2 separate regions of the Homo sapiens genome follow, and region 1 is linked to region 2. A link is a loop called in an ENCODE intact Hi-C map of the cell type or tissue named here. Cell type or tissue: sigmoid colon. All regions are shown on one strand. Each heading gives the region's core, and the rest is flanking DNA. Links, peaks and the distances in the headings are about the cores only. Region 1 overlaps THADA (THADA armadillo repeat containing). Region 2 overlaps THADA (THADA armadillo repeat containing).

Region 1 (10,092 bases), core at 4,852-7,351, 150 kb after region 2:
CCTATTCAAGAGAGAAGGAGACTCGGAAGCCTCCTGTGCTGCCCCGAAGCCCAGCCTTTTGGAATTGGGCCCCGCTGGCCCGGGAGAAGCCTCCTCTCTCCTCTTTATGATTGATTGCCTGACTCCTATGCAGTGAGAAGCAGCCTGTCATAGGGAGGCGCAGGGTTTGGGGTTAGAGACAAGCGCCCCAGGGGCCTTGTGCCTTCCCTCTCTGCCTCTCCCAGTGGGAGCAGACACTTGAAGGAAACTCCACTCTGTCCCCTCCCAAAACAGGTAGTCTGGACAACTTTCTGACGTCCCCCTGTGTTAGAAGCTTCTGGTTGCTAGTTGCTACCTTCAAGGACTCTGATGTCTGTTTTCTCTCCCATTCTCTCTGTCTGCCTTTGTTTTTCCATCCCCCCTCTCCACCCACCAACAGAGGGACCTCTACCTGTCTACCAGATGGGAGGCGTTTTCCCATCTGGGAAGAAAACTTTGAAGGACAGTTGCCATCTTGGAGAGAGAATACTGATCTGGGAATCAGGGAGTCCTCTCTATCCTGAGCTATTTGGCTCTACTCTCTTGGCTTCAGTTTCTGTATAAAATGAAGGTGATTTTGTTTGTATTAAAATATGAATAAAAACGAATGTTGGCCAGGTGTAGTGGCTCGCACCTATAATCCCAGCATTTTGGGAGGCTGAGGTAGAAGGATCACTTGAGCCCAGGAGGTCATGACCAGCCTAGGCAACGTAGTGAGATTTCATCTGTACAAAAAATAAGAAAATTAGGGGGGCTTGATGGTACACACCTGTGGTCCCAGCTACTCAAGAGTCTGAGGGAGGAGGATCACTTGACCCTGGGAGGTTGAGACCAGCCTGGGCAACATAACATACTCTGTCTCTACCAAAAAAAAAAAATTATTTATTTATTTATTTATTTTTCTTTTTTTAATTAGCCAGGAATGGTAGCATGTGCCTGTGGTTCCAGCTACTTCGGAGGCTGAGGTAGGAGGATCACTTGAGCCCACTAGGAGGTCGAGGCTGCAGTGAGCCGTGATCATGCCCCTGCACTTCATTCAGCCTGGAAGACAGACTCAAAAAAATAAATAAATACAATGTCAAAAAGTGAGCAAGGTTCTATCCCCAATCCAAATGCTAACTGGTTTAAAAAAAAAAAAAGTAGAAGAGAGACAAGGTCTCGCTGTGCTGCTCAGGCTGGTCTCAAACTCCTGTGCTCAAGTGATAACTCCCACCTTGGCCTCCCAAAGTGCTGGGATTACAGGCATGAGCCACCGCACCCAGACGTAAGCGGGTTTCTGTTTGTTAGAGAAGCCTTTTCTTCACCAAGTTAAGAGGACCTTACCACTTCATTTTGGGAGGAGTGTTTTTATTCCTTCTATCTTGGATTCATGAACATCCAGGTGTTCTTTCTTACCTCTTCTTACAGGCAGGGGAGAATTTAAAAGAGCCTGAAAGAATAGTTATGTGCCCCTTGACATTTCAGCAAATGTTTCAGTAGAAAGGAGATTGGCTCTTTCAATAGTTCACCTAATGGTCTGTGACCGAGCTGAGGTGTCTTCTTGACCCTGTAAAGGAGGCAGCTCCATGAGTTTGAGGGCTACACACGTCAAATGGCTGTAGTTGCCCAAAGAATTTTGGATCAGATCTCTCACCTTTGATGGGAATGAAATAACAAAGCCTCACCCACCCGGGGCCTGTTGCCTTTTGCTGAGCAAAGTCCTGTCAGCCGTTTAGTACAGACAGAGGCTTCACCCCAGCTGGAAACCCGATAATGAGTGAGGCCTAAGAATCTGAGCTTCCCGGGGTGTGTGGGAAACCAAATATTAGAGGCCACAGCATTCCCCGACTCCAATACTTGGATGGAGCTTGTGCATTCCCTTGGTTACAGCCATTTGGGGCTCCAAAAGGCGGGAGAGGTTTAGCCAGAGCCTCCTCTCAGCAGTTCTGGGGGGCCCAATCCCTTGTCACCTTGAAGTTCTGTTTAATCCTTCACCTTCACAGCAGCACCACAGCAGTGAAAAACAATGAAAGTCAGCCACACCCGTGGAAATTCATGTCAGGGAAAGAAGGCAGGAACAGGATCAAAGCCTCTTGTAACCCAAGAATTCCTCAGCAGCTCCAGTCCCTTAATAATTATGGTTTGGAGATTTGCCAGAAAGCAAAACCACTTAGCATGCCATATTTAACAATGAACAGTTTTCTGTGTTCATAATAGTCACTGTGCAGAGCAAATAGGCACCTTGAACAAAGAGTAGGATATTTATATGTGTATATAAAATAACCCGCACCTACCTTAAACCTAAATATGTTTTCAGAGAAGAATGTGGTACGTCCCTCTGCTCTGGTACCTGCTTTATGAGTAAGTTGGAGAAAAGCTACATACTCTGCCCCCATCCCCACCTCCCCAGGTTTTTAAAATAGAAATATTTGTTTAACCCAGAATTTCCCAAACTTACTAAATAGTTACACTCTTTAGTTTCCAGCTGGAGTAAAGCTGCTTTGGTTGGTTTTGAAGTTTGGAGTGTTTTATGTTGTTTTAAATATCTACTAACATTCCAAAAAGCCAGTGTCCCCAGAAAAACTTTTTGGGAAGTGATGACCAAAGAGTGCAGGAGACAAGGATGTAGACCAGTGGGGGGACCGAGAAAACAAGTCCCAAGCCCTGAGGGGAGATGAACAAGTTTGCTGGAGGCCCAGGTCTCTGCATCAGGTTTAAGGAACCTTGGATCCAGGTTCTCCATGTCACTGTGTGTTCAGTTAGACTTTATCCAACAAACATTTGTCATTGGGGGAAATTAGAGAAGAATGGCTGCTTGGAGGAAAGTTCATTACAGCCAAACCTTAAAGGATGGGCAGAATTTCAAGAGGAAAAGATGAGAAAGATGGAGAACATTCCAGAAAGACATGGGTGGCAGAGTATGAGGCCTGTTCAGGAAAGGAATGTTAGTGTGGTACAAGCATCGAGTGCGTGAGTAGGGTGGGGTGAGATGAAGCGGGATGACACAAACGACCTTTGGATCAAATAGGATTCTTTCAGATGCAAGTGACAGAATGTCCAATGCAGCCCACTTCAGCATAAGGGAGGCATACTGGATCGTGTAACTGAGAATTCCAAGGCTAAGACTGGCTTAAGACATGACATAATTCAAGGACTCAAACAGTGTCCCAAGGACCTGGTTTCTTGTCATTTCTCCCTTCTGCTCCTAGGTTGGTTCTGTTTTCGATCAGCTCACACTTTTCTTGGAGTTTAAGATGGCTACAGCAGCTCTAGCCTTTACATCTTCATTTATTCAAGTCCAAGTCCTGTGTCAGTACAATCCCATTGCATTTTATTGGCTCTAGTTGGGGTCCAGGCCTATCCCTGATCTAATCTCAGGGGCCAGATGCCAGTGAGGGCATCATATTCCTGGCCTCTGAGATTAGTTCAGGGATAGGCCTGGAACCTGTCTGGAGCGGGTACCCATGCCTGGAGTTGAGGGTAGGGTTAGCCCCACCCAAACCACATGGACTAAAAGGTGTGGAGGGGCTGGGTCTCCAGAGGGAGACTGGGGACAGCTATCCAAAGGAGGGCGAATGGAAGGTGGGCAGCAAAAACAACAGATGTCTGCTAAAACCTGGAATGCTAGGCCAAAGAACCTGGATATCATTTACATCAGAGAACCAGTAAAGATTTTTGAGCAAATAAGCAGCGTGATCAGAGCTACACATTAACATTAATTCAGCTACAGTTTAATAGCTGCCATGTACTTGGCACATGGTAGGTACTTAATATAATTATATATTGAATGAGTGAATGCAAAAAGAGAGATGAGTAGCTCAGGAGAGGAGAGAGAAATTAAAGGTGGGCAGCATTTTTAGGCCATCGTAGCAGTTTGGAAGGGGAGCTAGCAAAGGGAATAACGAAGACCCATCAAGAAAACCAAGAGGTTCCATTGTCATGAAACCCACATAAGGAAAAACTATCAAGAGGGCAGGTTTGGTCACCCACGCAAACACTGTTGAAAGGTCAGGTTAAGGACGATGAGGATTGAGAAAATGTCATGAGTGAGAGTTGAGAGAGAAGGTTCAGTAGTGGGAGGTTAGAGCCACCTTTAAGGAGTTTAGAAGTAAGTAGGAGGTAGGCAAAGGGCCCAAGTGTTGACCACTCTGCTACATCACCTGTCTTCTTATCCTCCCCAATTCAAACTCAGCAAAAAAGGTGCTCTTTCCCCTGCACACATCCTTCACACAGCACCTTATACCTCCCCCATGACCTCTATCCAGCCACGATTCCCTTTCCTCCCAGGCGTCTTCAGGTTCTCCTTCTCTACCTCCAGTGGCTCCTTCTCATACAAATATTTACATCACTCCCCTGCCCTAAAACCACATCTTCTAGACCCTGATCTGTCTTCAAGCCAATGTTTCAAAAGAGTCATTAGAGAAGCTTTGACTTTGAGGGGGACGGAAGTTTGAGCTTATGCTGAATGTCCTTGTAGAAGTCAAGATTATCAAGAATGTCAAGTCAAGAAGTCAAGAATGAGTGGTTAGGGAGTAAGATGTAGAGACAGGGAAAAGATTGGAACAGTTTATATAGAGGATCAGTTAGGAGTCACCAGAATAGGAAGAAAAGAATTACCAGAGGACATGGAGATTCCAGCTGAGATTAAACAGCGTGAGTTTATAGACAGCTTCATCAGCAGACTGCCGCTACTCAGCTGGAATTGGTGGCTCAAAGTAGAACAGTAGATTGGGTTTGGGGAGAGGTGGCTAGGGAACATTGTTGAGCCTGGTGGCAGATCAGATTGACAAGAGCACTGGGGACTAGGAAGATCATCACAGGCCTGGGGAATCCTGGATAATGTAGAATAATAGCCTGGGAGAGAGGGCAAGGTCAAGGATGTGGTCAGGAGTAGGGGGCGTGGGTAATTTCAGTGGAAAAGGTAGAAGGTTAAACAGTCGTGTTAGGAATATTAAAGAGGCCATATGATGTGGGAGCCATAGTGTGTAGACTATGTGGCTTAAATCCCAAATCCTAAACTGTGTCTCTCTGTTATACCCCATTATAAAATGGGGCTCATAAAACCTACTTTAAAAGGTCATTATAATTAATATATATGAAGTACATATGATAGTGCCTTGCACATAAGTACCCACTAAACGTTCGCAATGATACTGATGTTCATTTCAAAGTGATGATAAAACTTAGAATTTGAGATCTTGAGTTGAAACAGTTCTAAATAATGACAAGTTCTCAGATGTCATCATGGTTAATTGGGAGTAGAGTAAAATCAGAGATGGGGAGTATTTGAATTGAAGAGGTTGAAAAATGGTGAAAGCAAATACTGGGAGGGACATCTTTATGGATGTGGAAGTCCCAGATGGGGTGGCCATGGCGCAGTCATTGAAGAAGGCCAGGTCTGTAGCCAGCAAGAATGGGGAGATGGTTAGTATGGACTTCAAAAGAGAGATTGTGGGGAATGGCAGGGGGATTATCTAGGAGTGGCAGAAGGAGTTTGCTATTCCGTCCAAGTCAGAGACTCAGGGACAGAAGGAACAGCCCCGAATGGAAAATCAGGAGAATGGTAGCTTCTGCCGGGAGGAGGAAGAAACACGGAAAAGATGACACATATGGAGAATTTGCTCACAATATGACAGATTTTAATTGAGGGGAACTATTTTTTCATAAGAGCTTTTGAGAAAAACTATTCCCTGAACATGGGGACACATCTGAAAAAGGCATGAGGATAGGGGAGGAGGTAGGAGGTTTTGGAGTAGATTTCTGAGAAAGCCAACAGAGGGAGGCCCTGTTTCCTCACCATGATTGTAAGGTGCATGACATGAGACAAGCTGGCTCAGGCCTGTGGGCTGGTGCTAGGCATGCCCCAGCTGGACACAGCTCCCTGTGGCCCTGCCACATCTCCCACTCGGGAGTACACAGTCCCACAGTACCTTAGATTGCTGTATTTCCCAGACCGGTGTTTCGCACGCTGACAGAGACAGGAAGCAGACCAGGTGAGCTGGGATTGGGGGCTTCTGCTTTTAGAGAGCAGAGAGCAACAAATGGGTTTAAAGGAGAGGAAACAGGACACCAGCAGGCTTCAGGGCTGCCTTCTCTTCCAAGAGTGCTGCTCTGTAATGTAATTGTATTTGGACATTTTTTCCACATGATGTCAGGGTATAGCCTCCCTTAAAAGCCTTCATGAAAAAGCACAACTATAAAACAGACTCAGGCAGTGAAATGGAAACCAGACGAGTGGTTCTGTGTAATTTAGGTAAAGAGATTTCTCTTTGCAGCTTTGTGATCTGATCTGATCTCTGCTCTCTGCATAAAACTGTGTTTCACAGGATCCACTTACATTTGAGTCTTACCATGCAGGTGATTTCAGATGTGAAATGTCTTGCTTTATTACCAGAAAGCAAGGGTTCCCTTCTTGGTGGCTGTGCAGACCACCCCTCTCAGGCTGCAACCTTTCCAGTCTTCTTGTCCTTGTGTGAGCCCAGACCCCAGCAAACAGGGAAGGAGGCCTGACCCCTTTTCACTCTTGTTTTAACCCCTCTGTTCACCTTCGTCTGTCCACCCCTCACCTCCCTTCTTAGGGTTAGTCTTTGGAGAATGCATCCTGGGGAGAAATACTCATTGAAGAGGCCCAATCCCTTTAAAGCAAATGGGCCCACTTTCCTGCCCATTCCCTTTGCTTTAACGCCTCAGGGACACAGAATTGAATTACCCATTGTCCTCTGTTCTTGACACACTATCCTGCTCCATCCCCATGAGGGTCCTTTTATTTTATTTTATTTTACTGTATTTTATTTTATTTTATTTTATTTTTATAGAGAAACGATCTCACTATGTTGCCCAGGCTGGTCTCAAACTCCTGGGTTTAAGGATCCTTCGATCTTGGCCTCCCAAAGTTTTGGGATTACGGGTGTGAGCCACCATGCCCAGCCCCTTTCTTTTTTCATGTTTATATATTATTGAGATGAAATAAACATAAAATTAATCATTTTAAAGTATACAGTTCCAGTAGCGTTTAGTACTTTTACAGTCGTGTGCAGTCATTACCACTATCTAGTTCCAGAACGGTTTCATCACTTCCCTAAAAACCCTGTACCCATTAAGTAGTCCCCACTATCCCCTGGCCTCTGGCAACTGCCAGTCTGCTTTCTGTCTCCGTGACTTTTCCTATTAAGTTTTTTCATATAAATGGATTTATATATGACCTTTTGTGCTTGGCTATTTTCATTAGACATAATGTTTACAAGGTTCATCCATGCTGTAGCGTGAATCAGCACTTTTAGTTCTTTTTATGGCTGAGTAATGGTCCATTGTATGGATCTACCACATTTTATTTATCCATTCATCCATTAATGGATGGACATTTGTGTTGTTTCCACCTCTTGGCTACTGTGAATAGTGCTGCATGAACATTCATGTATAAGCTTTTATTTGGGTACTGCTTTCAGTTCTCTTGGGTATGTACCTAGGAGTGGAATTGTGGGTCACATGGTAATTCTTTGACTTATTGAGGAACTGGAGGTCCTTTCTTGATGGACATCCTCCCCAGGTCTGCTCTGACAAGGAATAGCAGGCATGTTCCAACCTATCCCCACCTCCCAAGACACTGAGAATTGGCACAATGTCATCATTCTGTTAGATCTGGAAATAAACCGAAGAAAAAAGAGTATGGTCACCACAGAGATGCTGGTAATCAGAAGAAAGACAGCTTGGATGGGGGTGGGAAGGGGATGGGGTACTGAGAAGATTCAGGGTCACTTGAAAAGATTTGACTAAGGCCCAGGAAGAACTTAAGAGAAAGGGACTCAGCCACCCAGAATGAAGGAAATTGTAAGCCTAAAATACCCATGGCTGGTACAGCCAATCCACTAGTGATGAGGGAGGGATATAAGAGAGCTGTGAACTTACTTTTTCCTGCAACTAGGGGGCCGGGAAGCCACGTAGAAAGAGTCTTTAATGTTAAGGATGTAGGACATTTGGGCCTTGTGGGAGCACTGAAGGCTTTTAGACTGAGACATAATCAGGTCAGAGTTGTCTTAGACAGGTCACCCTGACCACAGGGAAGGGGAAAGCTTGGAGTCTAGACAAGACTGGAAGCAAGGAGCCTGCTTAGAAAGCTACCATCATTGGCCGGCCACAACGATTCACACCTGTAACCCCACATTTTGGGAGGCCAAGGTGGGAGCAATGCTTGAGCCCAGGAGTTCAAGACCAGCCTGGACAACATGGCAAAAACCCTGTCTCTACAAAAAATGCAAAATTAGCTGGGTGTAGTGGCGTGTGTCTGTAGTTCCAGTTACTCAGGAGACTGAGGTGGGAAGATCACTTGAGCCCAGGAGGTTGAGGCTGCAGTGAGCCATGATTGCACCACTGCACTCCACCCAGCCTGGGCAACATAGTTAGACCCCATCTCAAAAAAAAAAGGAAGGCTACCATTGTTCTGAGAGGAAGGATGGTGAGGATGGACCAAGGAAGTGGCAGTGGGGATGGAGAGGTGACAAGTTTGAGAGGTGTTTAAAAAGGGGCACAATTGTCAGACAGGTTACTGTGCATACAGAGGTGAAGGCAGAGCATGAGATGCTGTGGAGAAGAAAAAGTAAAGCAGGAAGCAGCAGAGGAGGGCGCCTCAGAGTTCCAGAGAGCTCCAGAGCACTGCACACACTGCCGAGAGAGCCCAGTCAGACTGGGCACGAGGCTGAGAGTGTGGGGACAGGAAGCCTGTGGAAGCGGCCCGGGCCGCTCCTTCTGAGTGAGGGCTAAATATGGAGGAGATTTGTGTCCTTTTTCTTCCTTCAGGTACAAAACTTTCAAAACGGATTCCATGTGTTTTGATTTCAATATTTTGACCTGGAGGACACTGTGACTCTATGTAAATGCAAATTTCTAATCTGAATTATATGAACATTAATTCATTTCATCAAGAAATTATTTTCCATCGTAACTCCTACAATCCAGTTTAATTCCTTAATCAATTTTCTTTACTGAGCGAGCGTGGTGGCTCATGCCTATAATCCCAGCACTTTGGGAGGCTAAGGCGGGCAGATCTCCTGAGGTCAGGAGTTCAAGACCAGCCTGGCCAACATGGCAAAACCCCATCTGTACTAAAAATACAAAGAAATTAGCCAGGCATGGTGGTGCACGCCTGTAATCCCAGCTACTCAGGAAGCTGAAGTGGGAGAATCGCTTGAACCCGAGAGGCAGAGGTTGCACTGAACCGAGATCATGCCACTGCACTCCAGCCTGGGTGACAGAGCGAGACTCCGTCTCTCTCTCTCTCTCTCTGTCTCTCTCTCTCTCTGTCTCTCTCTCTCTCTCTCTCTCTCTCTCTCTCTCTCTCTCTCTCTCTCTCTATATATATATATATATATATATATATATATATATTTCTGTATGGAGCAGTGAAGGCATTTCCTAAAGTTCTCCTTTATTTTCTTAAATATCAACTTTTTTTTTGTTTGTTTTGTTTTGCTTTAAGATAGGGTTTTGCTCTGACGCCCAGGCTGGAGTACAGCAGTGTGATCACAGCTTACTGCAGCCTTGAACTCTGAGGCTCCAGTAATCCTCCCGCCTCAGCTTCCCAAGTAGCAGGGACCACAGGCATGTACCACCACATTCAGCTAATTTTTAAATTTTTTGTAGCCACAGGTTCTCACTATGTTGCCCAAGCTGGGCTTGAACTCCTGGGCTCAAGTGATCCTCCCACATCAGCTTCCCAAAATGTTGGGAATATAGGCATGAGCCACTATGCCCAGCACCCCCCTTTTTTTTTTTTTTTTTTTTTTTTTTTGAGACGGAGTCTTGCTCTGTCGCCAGTCTGGAGTGCGGTGGCGCGATCTCAGCTCACTGCAACCTCCGCCTCCTGGGTTCAAGCGATTCTCGTGCCTCAGCCTCCCGAGTAGCTGTGATTACAGGCACCTGCCAATACTCCCAGCTGATTTTTATATTTTTAGTAGAGACGGGGCTTCACCATGTTGGCAACTCCTGACCTTTGGTGATCTCCCCACCTCAGCCTCCCAAAGTCCTGTGATTACAGGCATGAGCCACCTCACCCGGCCGTGCCCAGCCTTTAATAGTGATTTTATTTTTATTCAACAATTT
Region 2 (10,092 bases), core at 3,267-5,766:
ATCTAAAGTCACACACTAGTAAGTGTCAGAACTCAGATGTAAACTTAGGTCTGCTGGATTCCAGAGCATGTTCTTAAGTCCCTGTCCTATGCGCTCTGTGATAAAGAACTATGAAGACCCTGTTTCTGTTCTCAATGTCATTTCAGTCTAGCAGACATGATGATGCCTGAGAGCTACTGTGGGGAAGGTAAGTGAGATGCACTGGCTGCTATGGGAGAGCTAAATATGCAATTGGAGTAGGCAGAGGGAAGGAAGTGATTGATTCTGATCACAGAAGGTACAGTAAAGTTTCACAAAAAAGGTAGTACCTTAGCAGAGGCCAGGCATGGTGGCTCATGCTTATAATCCCAGCACTCTGGGATGCCAGAGTGGGAGGAGCACTTCAGGCCAGGTGTATGAGACCCTGTCTCTACTTTAAAAAAAAAAAAAAAAAAGAAAAGAAAAAGAAAATTAGCTAGGCCTGGTGGCACCCAACCGTAATCCCAGCTATTCAGGAGGCTGAGGTGGGAGGATCACTGGAGCCCAGGAATTCAAGGCTGCAGTGAGCTATGATCAAACCACTGAACTCCAGCCTGAGTGACAGAGCGAGACCCTGTCTCTAAACAAAAATGTAATACCTTAGCATAGTTCAGAAGATGAAGAGGAGTTCCCCTCTTCATTACAAGAGTACAGGAGTAAAAGTACAAGAGTAAAAGGACATTACTCTAGTGAGAATGAACTGAAATGTGCAAAGGCACTAGTTGGCTTGCCAAAACATACATAGAAAAAAGATTTTTTGAAGGTAGTATAATCCAGAGCTTCAGCCTGCTGTGTGTCACCCAGCCTTTAGAGATGGCCTATTAAATAGGGTTGTCTCAACTTTGGGTTGTCAGTAGATGACCATTTCCCAGGAGCTGACAGCTGTGCTGTAGGACAAACAGACCATAATGGCATGGCTGGCATTCTTGAGTAACTTTAGTGAGAGGTTTTAGGGGGTGTGTTGGGGGTGTGGGGTCAGGGTCAGACATAGCTTTTTTGAACTCATACCAGCTCTGAAGATGCAAACCGCTTGGTTAAGTAGGGGCATCTAGAGCAAGTGGATGGTCCTTTTCATCATTGACAGAAGTTTGGGGCCTCTGTTTTGCATATGGTATAGCCTCACCTGAAAAATAAGAATCAGGGCTGGAGGTGGGCCAGGAAATGGGGAGGAACTGGGGGAATGTTAATTATGTTAATGAGGTAGGATGGAAGGGGATATTGGCTGGATCCTGAAGCCATTTGGAGACTTTGAAGCCTCTGGTTCCTGTGACATGCAGGGACTCGCCCAGTGCTACTGAGCCTTAAAGTTCCCTCAGTTCAAAAATACCTCCCCAACATTGCCTACAAAGTTTCTTTCAGCCACTCTGGCTTGTCAGATTTAAATGAGGTACCACATATAGAGCCTGGTCTTTAATAAGTGTTCAGGAGATGTTAGCTATTATCAGCATCATCTTCGTTGTTCTGCTTCACGGTCTACAAATTAGAGACTGATTGGTTCTCTAAGTTGTTCATACCTCAGTGTGATTAGGTTGAATGTTTGGAAACATTCGGCTTTTCCAAGGCTCTGGGGATTTTGAGGCAACTGCGTTGTAAAGTCTTAGAAAGACTGAATTTTGTAGGTAGACAGACCCTAATTAAAATGCAGGCTTTATGCTAGTTTTATGACCCAAAGTATGCTGGGACACCTCACTCTGTTCATCTTAAAATAAGGTTAATGACACTGACCTTGGAATGAAGATTAATGAAATAATTAAAATAGTGTATCAAAAGCACATAGCCAGTCCTGGCACATACTAGTGACTTAATCTCAGTTTCCTTCCTTTTGTCTGGGTGCCCTGAGGGGCAGTTTGGGTTCACACAGGGAAAGGCACAGGCCTGGGAAAGGACTTCTTTCTTGCCAAACCCAAGCGCTCTCTGCCTCTCCGCCGCCTCTCCCCACTTAGGCAGAGCTGGGCATGATCACCTAGACTAGTACTCCCACACACAGGAGTCACACTTACACAGCAGCAGCAGCTTGTGTTTACTTCTCATGGCCTGAGAATCATTGGCTGGTTCTTCTGTCTTCCACACTAGACTGTAGGTTGCTTGTGGCCTAGGCAGTGATTTTCTCTCCAGTTCTCTGGTACCTGACCAAGTGTGTGCTGTGCTAGGTACTCAGTAGATGTCCCTACGGATGTGTGTGGGCAGAGACAGTTTTGGTGATGTATAGCCACTTACCTTTGAAACCTTTCAGAAAAAAAGAACAGATTGTGAGAGTAGATATGAGAGGAGAACACTTAGAAAAAGCTTAGCCCCCACTCTGTTAAAGGTGGTAAAGTTAGCATGATCTCAGCAGAATGGTCCTTTTTTTGCTGAGAATAGTGCATTCTGAACTCTTCTTGGTTCCTCAAGTGTTAAGTCCAAGTGTGTATTTCACCCTCATTTGAAGATCCTTCATCTGTTGCAGAAAATTGTCTCAGCTCTGCCTCCCACTTCACTTTTCTGTGCCACTCTTCGGCTGTGAATGTCTGCATGGGTACCACCGATTTGTGATGAGCAGGCTGTATATCGCCTCTAAGCTGGTGGTTCCCTGTGAGCAGTGTTCTTCACTGCTGTGTCACATGCAGCAGAACACAAACCTGACAGCCACATCGTGTGGTCATTGATGTATGCAAAGGAGCAGCAGGAGGTTCTCCACCTGGGTCTGGGAAACTCCCCCCACAAGGGTTTTGGATGTGTGTCACGAACCTGAAACTGTGTGGGAAATTGTGTGCATATGTTCATAAATATATTCCTCTTGTGAGAGAGTCCATAGTTTACATTAGTTTCTGAAATATTTTCATGATCCTTAAAATTTTTTTTAAAAAAAAAAACAACAAAAAACCACTCATTTAGAAATTTTCCAAATATGTGTAAATTACAGTTTGTGTTTTTGTTAGCTAGGAGATATTTTTATGCTCCCTTGATTTCCAGGTGTGAGCTACAGGTTGGGTAGCCAGAGAGCTCTGGATCACAGTCTGCCGTGAGCATTGCTTACACTTAGCCCTCAGAGTTTTCACTGAATCCTTCTGAGCTTCATTTTATTTTTCTTCTGTTAATTTAGGTTTATAATGCCCTTTTGTCTACAGGAATGTTGCATAGTAAAGAGATCACAGGTGTGCAGGTGTTTTATCAACTGTCAAGTGCTGTACAATTGTGTGATGCAAGTATTCCTATTAAAAATGTATCATGTCTCAGCTGGGCATGGTGGCTCACGCCTATAATCCCAACACTTTGGGAGGCTGAGGCGAGTGGATCACGAGGTCAGGAGATCGAGACCATCCTGGCTAACACGGTGAAAGGCCGTCTCTACTACAAATAAAAAAAATTAGCTGGGCGTGGTGGCAGGCGCCTGTAATCCCAGCTACTCGGGAGGCTGAGGCAGGAGAATGGCGTGAACCTGAGAGGCAGAGCTTGCAGTGAGCCGAGATCACACCACTGCACTCCAGCCTGGGTGACAGAGCGAGACTCTGTCTCAAAAAAAGAAAAAGTGTCATGTCTCATGTCACACAGTATTGAGGACATGGTAGGCAGTCAATAAATAAGTGATTAAAATGAACATGGAAAGGGTTTATTGAAGTGAGAGGGCTAGAGGTTTTAAGACACTGGTGTCTGTGTACCTTGCAGATTCTGTGGAGAACCTAGTATTCAGGCCTAGAACATAGCTTAGGGCTATTAGAGGAACTGATTTTCAAGGAATGTTAAAAGTAGAAATGACCTTCGAGACCTTAAGTGTATTTGTTTTATTTTATGGAAGACACTGAGACTTAGAGAGACAGAGGCTATCCGATTTATTTCAGAAGGGCTTGAGACTCTTCCTCATCACTTTTAATAGTGGCCAAAAAAAGACCCTCTTTGCCTTCATATTATCAACATGTTGTCTTACCTTTTTAAAACAGCACAGAATTCACCACATGGTCTTAATTCTCTTTTTGGGGCTACTCACAGGCCTGTAATTCTGGAGTATACTGATGCTATTACTGGACACTGGCACAGTGCACTGTAAAAACTTGGAATTTCTGGAGCCCTTCCTTCTTGGAGTGTTCTCTTAGACATCATGTCAGACCACTAGGTGGAAAGCATTGCCACCATTCTTAACTGTACTGAGACTCAGAGAGGTTACTGTGACTTGTCCAAGTCACAGAACTCAGTGTCCAAAGCAGAATGAAAATTCAGGTGTTCTAATTTTCTATTCTCTTAACCGTTAGATTCTAAATGTTCTCATCAGACCCCCTCCCTGCCGCCAGTAGGCGACAAAACAGTAACCTAGAAATTTTTTTTCTTAGTGTATATATTTATATATATATATATATATAAATTTGTCTATGATCTAATCTTTCCACCTAAAGAATTTGCGATAGAATATTTAACCATTGCTTTATAATGAATGTTACTTAATTAAATATTACTTCAAGAATTGGCTTCTTTTTTGGTAATTGCATTACTTTTTTGAGGAGAGGTTTTGTTTTGCTTTTTAACCTGGTTGTGTGCATTTGGAAACCACCCTAACACAGGGTATCCAAAAGCAGAAAATACTGGCACTTTTCCCCCTTTCCATCCTTCCTCTTGTATGGATGCCAGAATCCTTTGGGAAATCATCATTTACAAAAGTCAGGAGCAAAAGGAGGGGCATTCTTTAGTGTACAGTCACTGCTAATTGGAAACTAAACATCTGTAACCATGTCAGAGTTATTTGTATTTGAAAAGAAACATTTATATACAAGAGCCCTTTCGGTAACATAAAACACAGTGTAACACAAAGTGTGTGTGTTGGAGAGGTCGGGGACAGACAGAAGGGGAAGCTTCCAACAAATGACTGCCTTACTAAGTGAGGTCATTTGCTAATTAAATTTCAAAACATTTTCAGAGTTGTTTTTTGTTTTTTTGTTTTTTTGTTTTTTGGTCAAATGAAGTTTCTCCCCGACCCCCACCCTTACCATTTCCTATAGGCCAAAGCAAACATTTTTCTGCATTTGCCAATTACAGATTAAACATTTAATCACTTAAAAAGAATAAGTGAGAAAATGGATGAGTTTTGGGAACTGTCCAGGATGAGTTGTGGGAACTGTCCAGCTACCTACTGTAACCATAGCTCTCTGCTTTCCCACAGATAATGTGAGGTGACCTCTTCTCCATCCTGAAACTATGTGCTGCTGGACCTACCCAATAGACGTAACTGTCTTGGGGGAAAAAGACACATTTTTTTTAAACACCCCATACTTCTTTTTCCTCTTCCCCTGCCTCCCCCAACACCATGATGAAATTCTGCTCAGGCTATTCTATTTGTACAGAAATTGTATCTGTATTTCTGTTGGCATATTAGAATAAATGTTGGTGATAACCTCTAGGGTGTTAGAAACATTGCTATTGTAGGGCCCTGTCCCTCTACTTACTGAGCCAACATGGCCATGTAGCCCTAATGGCCTAATTCTTACCAAGTAATTCCTTTGTAAACACAGATTAGTTTTGAAAACAGTCAAGAGGCCATCTCTTTTCCCCTACAGAGTCTACCGTCTTCTGACCTTCCCTATTCTTGTGATCTAAGATATTTCTGTAAGTTGAGTTACCTTTTTAATTGGATGAAAAATCATGAAGTCTTGAGCGTTCTAGTAAAGAACTTAGTTAAGCTGGTACTTAGCATATTGGACTTTCCTCTCAATCAATCTCCTATCTGTGAAGGCTTTAAAGTGCACAGTTTCAGCAAAATGGTTATGGCCTTTAAGTTTCTGATTGTTTGTGAAGTTGAGAGGCCTTTAGATGACCTGCCTTTACAATGACCTTTCTAGAATCTCAAAATAACTTGTCCAGGACTTTCACTATTTAAGAACTGGCTTTTATTCCCGCTCTTTGGGTATGAGTCAGCCCAGAGTCAAGGATTTGGTGATTTGAAGGTCCATCTCTTGTTCTCTTAACAGTAAGTTCAGACCATGTACTATGCTATTCGTAGCACTCCCCAGTATGGCCTGACCCACTTCTCAGCCTTAACTTCTACTGTTATTCATGAACCTCTGCGTTATTCAAACACATCTACCTAGACCTTGAGTATTTTTAGCCTTGCTTTATACCACTTTGCCCCTGGTTGAAATGGCTTCAGATCTTTCTTGGCCTACTTGAATCATGCTTGCTTTCCTGAGTTCCATCCTTCTTCTGAGTTTCTATAGTCATAATGTCAAGGTCACTTGCTTCTCACTTTTCCTATACTGTCTCGTACTTTTGGTCATTTTTTCAAATGTACTTTTCCTCTGGCCAACCAAAGTATGGGCTCTTCAAAGACAATGGTGACTGTCTTATTTTTTATGGCACTTATCATGGTGCTTTTGCTTATCATAAATACCCAATAAATAGTTAACAAGTAAGTTGTTTTTTGCTACTACCTGTTTATTGTCTTATTCCCAAGCCTGTCTACATTTAATCTCCATGATAAAGAATTATAGATGCTAGCAATGTTTTTAACCAAAGCAAAGTCACCTGTAGAACTAGTGCAGATACAAAACATCATTTGGGATAAGGAGCAGCTCCTGTCTCCCCCTAACCCCTGGATGTTCCAGGCCATGCTAGATAGAATGTAAGTATATACAAAGTCACAGATGTGGAGATGACTATTGAATGGTCTTGTGTTTTTATTTCTCCCCAGGTGTGGTCACTCACCTGTCTACCACTCCCGTGAAATGGCAGCTCGTGCCTTGGTCCCATTTGTTATGATAGATCACATTCCTAATACCATTCGAACTCTGTTGTCCACACTCCCCAGCTGCACTGACCAGTGTTTCCGGCAAAACCACATTCATGGGACACTTCTCCAGGTAAGTAAAGTTGCTTTGTGTGACTTCTGTCAAACACCATAAGATGAACTTTGGTTTCTTATGTACTGTTAGCTGGTGAAGATTTGATACACAGCCTCTTAACTTTATCTGTAGAACTTTTTTTTTTCTACTTCCGAAAGATCAGGTATCTCCTAGTTATACTTTTTTCATCCCAAATATCACTACAGTGTTACATTGTGATTCTCTTATATTATCTTTTGCAATACATCCTGTGTTTTCTGCAGTATACTTTCTCCCACTTGGCCTCACCTCTCTGAACCAGATAAAACTTTGTCTTTTCCATCAAGTATGCCTGCAAAACATTCTGGGCTACTACCTATTCCGAGTGAAACTGAAAGCATTCCTTGAGAGAGGTTAGCCTGAGAGGCACAGGAAGAGCTGTACACATCAGGGAGAGTTTGCCCTGTGGCACAGCACCTTAGTACGTGGAAGTATTGAACCTTTCCTGTTTTCTCTGTGCTACCAAAAAAAACTTATTACTTTGAATAAATGTACAAGTTTATTGTTTTTAACCTAACATTTCTTCTAGAAAAGAATAACATACAAAAAATAAATGAGAAAGAGACTTTTTACTGAAACTGCCCTATTTCAACCCTAACTTGAGGACAGGTAGTATTGGTGAGGTCTCCTGTTCAAATGGCTGCTATAGTGCTCATATAGGCATGCGGTTAGGGGTGGAAAATAAATGTCAGGTCATGTTCCTGGTTTATGAACAGAGTTGAGAGATGGCCTTGAGATCTCAATACATGTTATAAGCCTGAGATCGACACTGCTGACATGGCAGGCAGTGTGTGGAGTGATTAACAAGGTGAAACTCTGGAGCCAGACTGCCTGGGTGTGAATCTCAGATCTACCCCGCATTACTTATACATCCATGTCTTCATTTTTGAAATAAGGATAATAGTAGCATATACCTCATAGGGACTTTGTGAACCCTAAGGAAATTAATACATACAACATGCTTAGAATAGTGCCGGGTACACCACAAGATATATAGACAGTCATTATTGTTATTATTATCATTAATTTTAATAAACCTATACTATAATGAAAACTAATTATTTCATAACTAATTCCCCCTAGGTAATAAGAATGCAAGATAGAACTATCTTTTTCTTTTTTCTTTCTTCTTTTTTTTTGAGACAGGGTCTTACACTGTTTCCCAGGCAGGAGTGCAGTGGTGCAGTCTCGGCTCACTGCAAACTCCGCCTCCTGCGTTCAAGCCATTCTCGTGCCTCAGCCTCCCGAGAAGCTGGGATTACAAGCAGCCTGCACCCCCCTGTCCCCACAGTCACTAATTTTTGTATTTTTAGTAGAGATGGGGTTTCATCATGTTGGCCAAGCTGGTCTCGAACTCCTGACCTCAAGTGATCCGCCCACCTCAGCCTCCCAAAGTGCTGGGATTATGGACATGAGTCACTGTGCCTGGCCGTTCCTTGGTTGTTTTCTATATTCAACAAATGCCTACTACATTTCACTGTGTCACAGTCGCAATAGCAGCTAAGTCAGTTTTTGCCTTGAAGGAGCCAAGGACAAAAAAGGACCAGAAAATAGGCAGTCATGATGTAGTGTGCTAAGTGCTGGCTGAACACATAGCAGGGCCACCAGACTTGTCTAGGAAATCGGGGAAAATGTCCCAGAGGAAGTGACCTCTAAGCAGAGACTGAAGAAGTTAGCCAAGTAAAGAAAGGGAAGGAGTCTCCCATGCAAAGAGAGCAACATAAAGGCTCCCAGTGGGTAGCCCCCAAGTGGGAACTGCTGGTTTGGGTGGGACTGAAGTTCTAGGTTGGCAGTTTTCAAATTTGTCTCAGGACCTCTTTACACTCTTAAAAGGGGTTGCGGCTCCCAGAGAGTTTTGTCTATCAATATTCAGTTAGAAAGTAAACTTGAGACAGGCTGGTGTGGGGGCTCATGCCTATAATCCCAGCACTTTGGGAGGCTGAGCTGGACAGATCACTTGAGGCCAGGAGTTCAAGACCAGCCTGGCCAACATGGCGAAACTCCATCTCCACTAAAATTACATAAATTAACTGTGTGTGGTGGTGCACGCCTGTAGTCCCAGCTACTCAACTTGGAAGGCTGAGGCACGAGAATTGCTTGAACCCCAGAGGCAGAGGTTGCAGTGAGCCAAGATCATGCCACTGCCCTCCAGCCTGGGCAGCAGAGTGAGACTCTGTCTCAAAAAAGAAAAAAGTAAACTTGAGAAAATATTAAAACACGAGGACTTCCAAGCACATATTGCATTAGTTATCAATATAATGATATCATCACACACCTTGTAGCCTCTGGCAAACTCCACTGTACACTCATGAGAGAATGAGAGTAAAAGAGGAAACTATTTTCTTGGCATCACTTGAAAATAATTTGTCTTGTGGACCTCTTGAAAAGATTGCACAGCCCCAGACTGCAGTTTCAGATAATCTAGTCTGTGTTACATACATTATGGGTCTTAGGTGGTTTCTTTAATATAAACTCTTGAGCACTCATCTCCCTTGAGTTTCCACTACATCCCTGTGATTAGGAGAGGGACAGGGGTTATTGTCTTGGTCTTAAAGATGGACCATTGTGGCTCAAAAATTATCATTTGCTCTGCCTCAAAATTTACATCTCTTGATTGTGTCAGACTCTGCTGCTTCTTCAAAAGAGCAGGGCTGGAATGATGAGGAATATAGAACAGCCTTTTCAAAGTGTGAACTGTATCTGAGTTAGAAGGAAGGCCTAGCTTGTCAAGGGGATCAGCCATCAGATTTTCTTTACTGAAGATCCACTCTTGGCTGAACTTTATCCAAGTAGTTTGGTTGGAGTTGCTTCTTGGGCTCTCTCACCAGTTGTGCAAATGAGCCTCCCAGCCTTGTTTCCCACACGTGCTACTGGCAGGTCTGGCTGGGTTTCACCAGTCTGCCCAGCAACAAAACATGGTCTTTTGCTCTGTGTCTGGGCTACTTTTGATAGTCTCAAGTTTACTTCTTCTGCTAGATAAAATGTGAAATCCTGTGGAAAGGTTAAAACCCTAGAACCCTGGGGTTGTTGTGGCTGTTGCTCTTGTTCCTAAGTGTTGGTGGGATGAAGGGCTTGTTGAATAAAAGCCAGCAAATGTGGTTGTTGGGTATCATATTCATGTTTGTCAGACAGATTCCTACCTTTATCAAGGTTGGTTTACCCTGGTTGAGAAAAAGAAGTCAAAGGGATGTGGAAAGTCTTTCTGGCATGTCCATTTGGGTGTCACACCTGT

The links. A loop is a pair of places that touch in the nucleus more often than their neighbours do. Peaks named below come from ENCODE experiments on the same cell type or tissue, not always from the same donor. Only the 100,000 strongest peaks of a DNase experiment are listed, where the experiment ranks them.
Region 1: it touches region 2 in a loop (5-fold over the local background); 4 of 110 quality-filtered maps call a loop at or near these places.

Annotation. Positions count from the first base shown.
Region 1 is chr2:43,247,417-43,257,508 of GRCh38, reverse strand. The region is part of intron 36 of THADA (THADA armadillo repeat containing); the gene reads left to right. Among named protein-coding and RNA genes, the nearest start is that of LINC01126, 25 kb to the right of the region's middle. In sigmoid colon, for the core only: no CTCF peak of the experiment used is centred there; a DNase peak (open chromatin) is centred at 5,919; H3K27ac peaks cover 1,226 bases.
Region 2 is chr2:43,394,718-43,404,809 of GRCh38, reverse strand. It overlaps THADA (THADA armadillo repeat containing), which reads left to right. Exons shown (of 38, transcript NM_022065.5): 29 at 6,671-6,839. Among named protein-coding and RNA genes, the nearest start is that of LINC01126, 170 kb to the right of the region's middle. RefSeq lists enhancers at 2,337-2,526, 2,607-2,856. In sigmoid colon, for the core only: no CTCF peak of the experiment used is centred there; a DNase peak (open chromatin) is centred at 4,819; H3K27ac peaks cover 773 bases.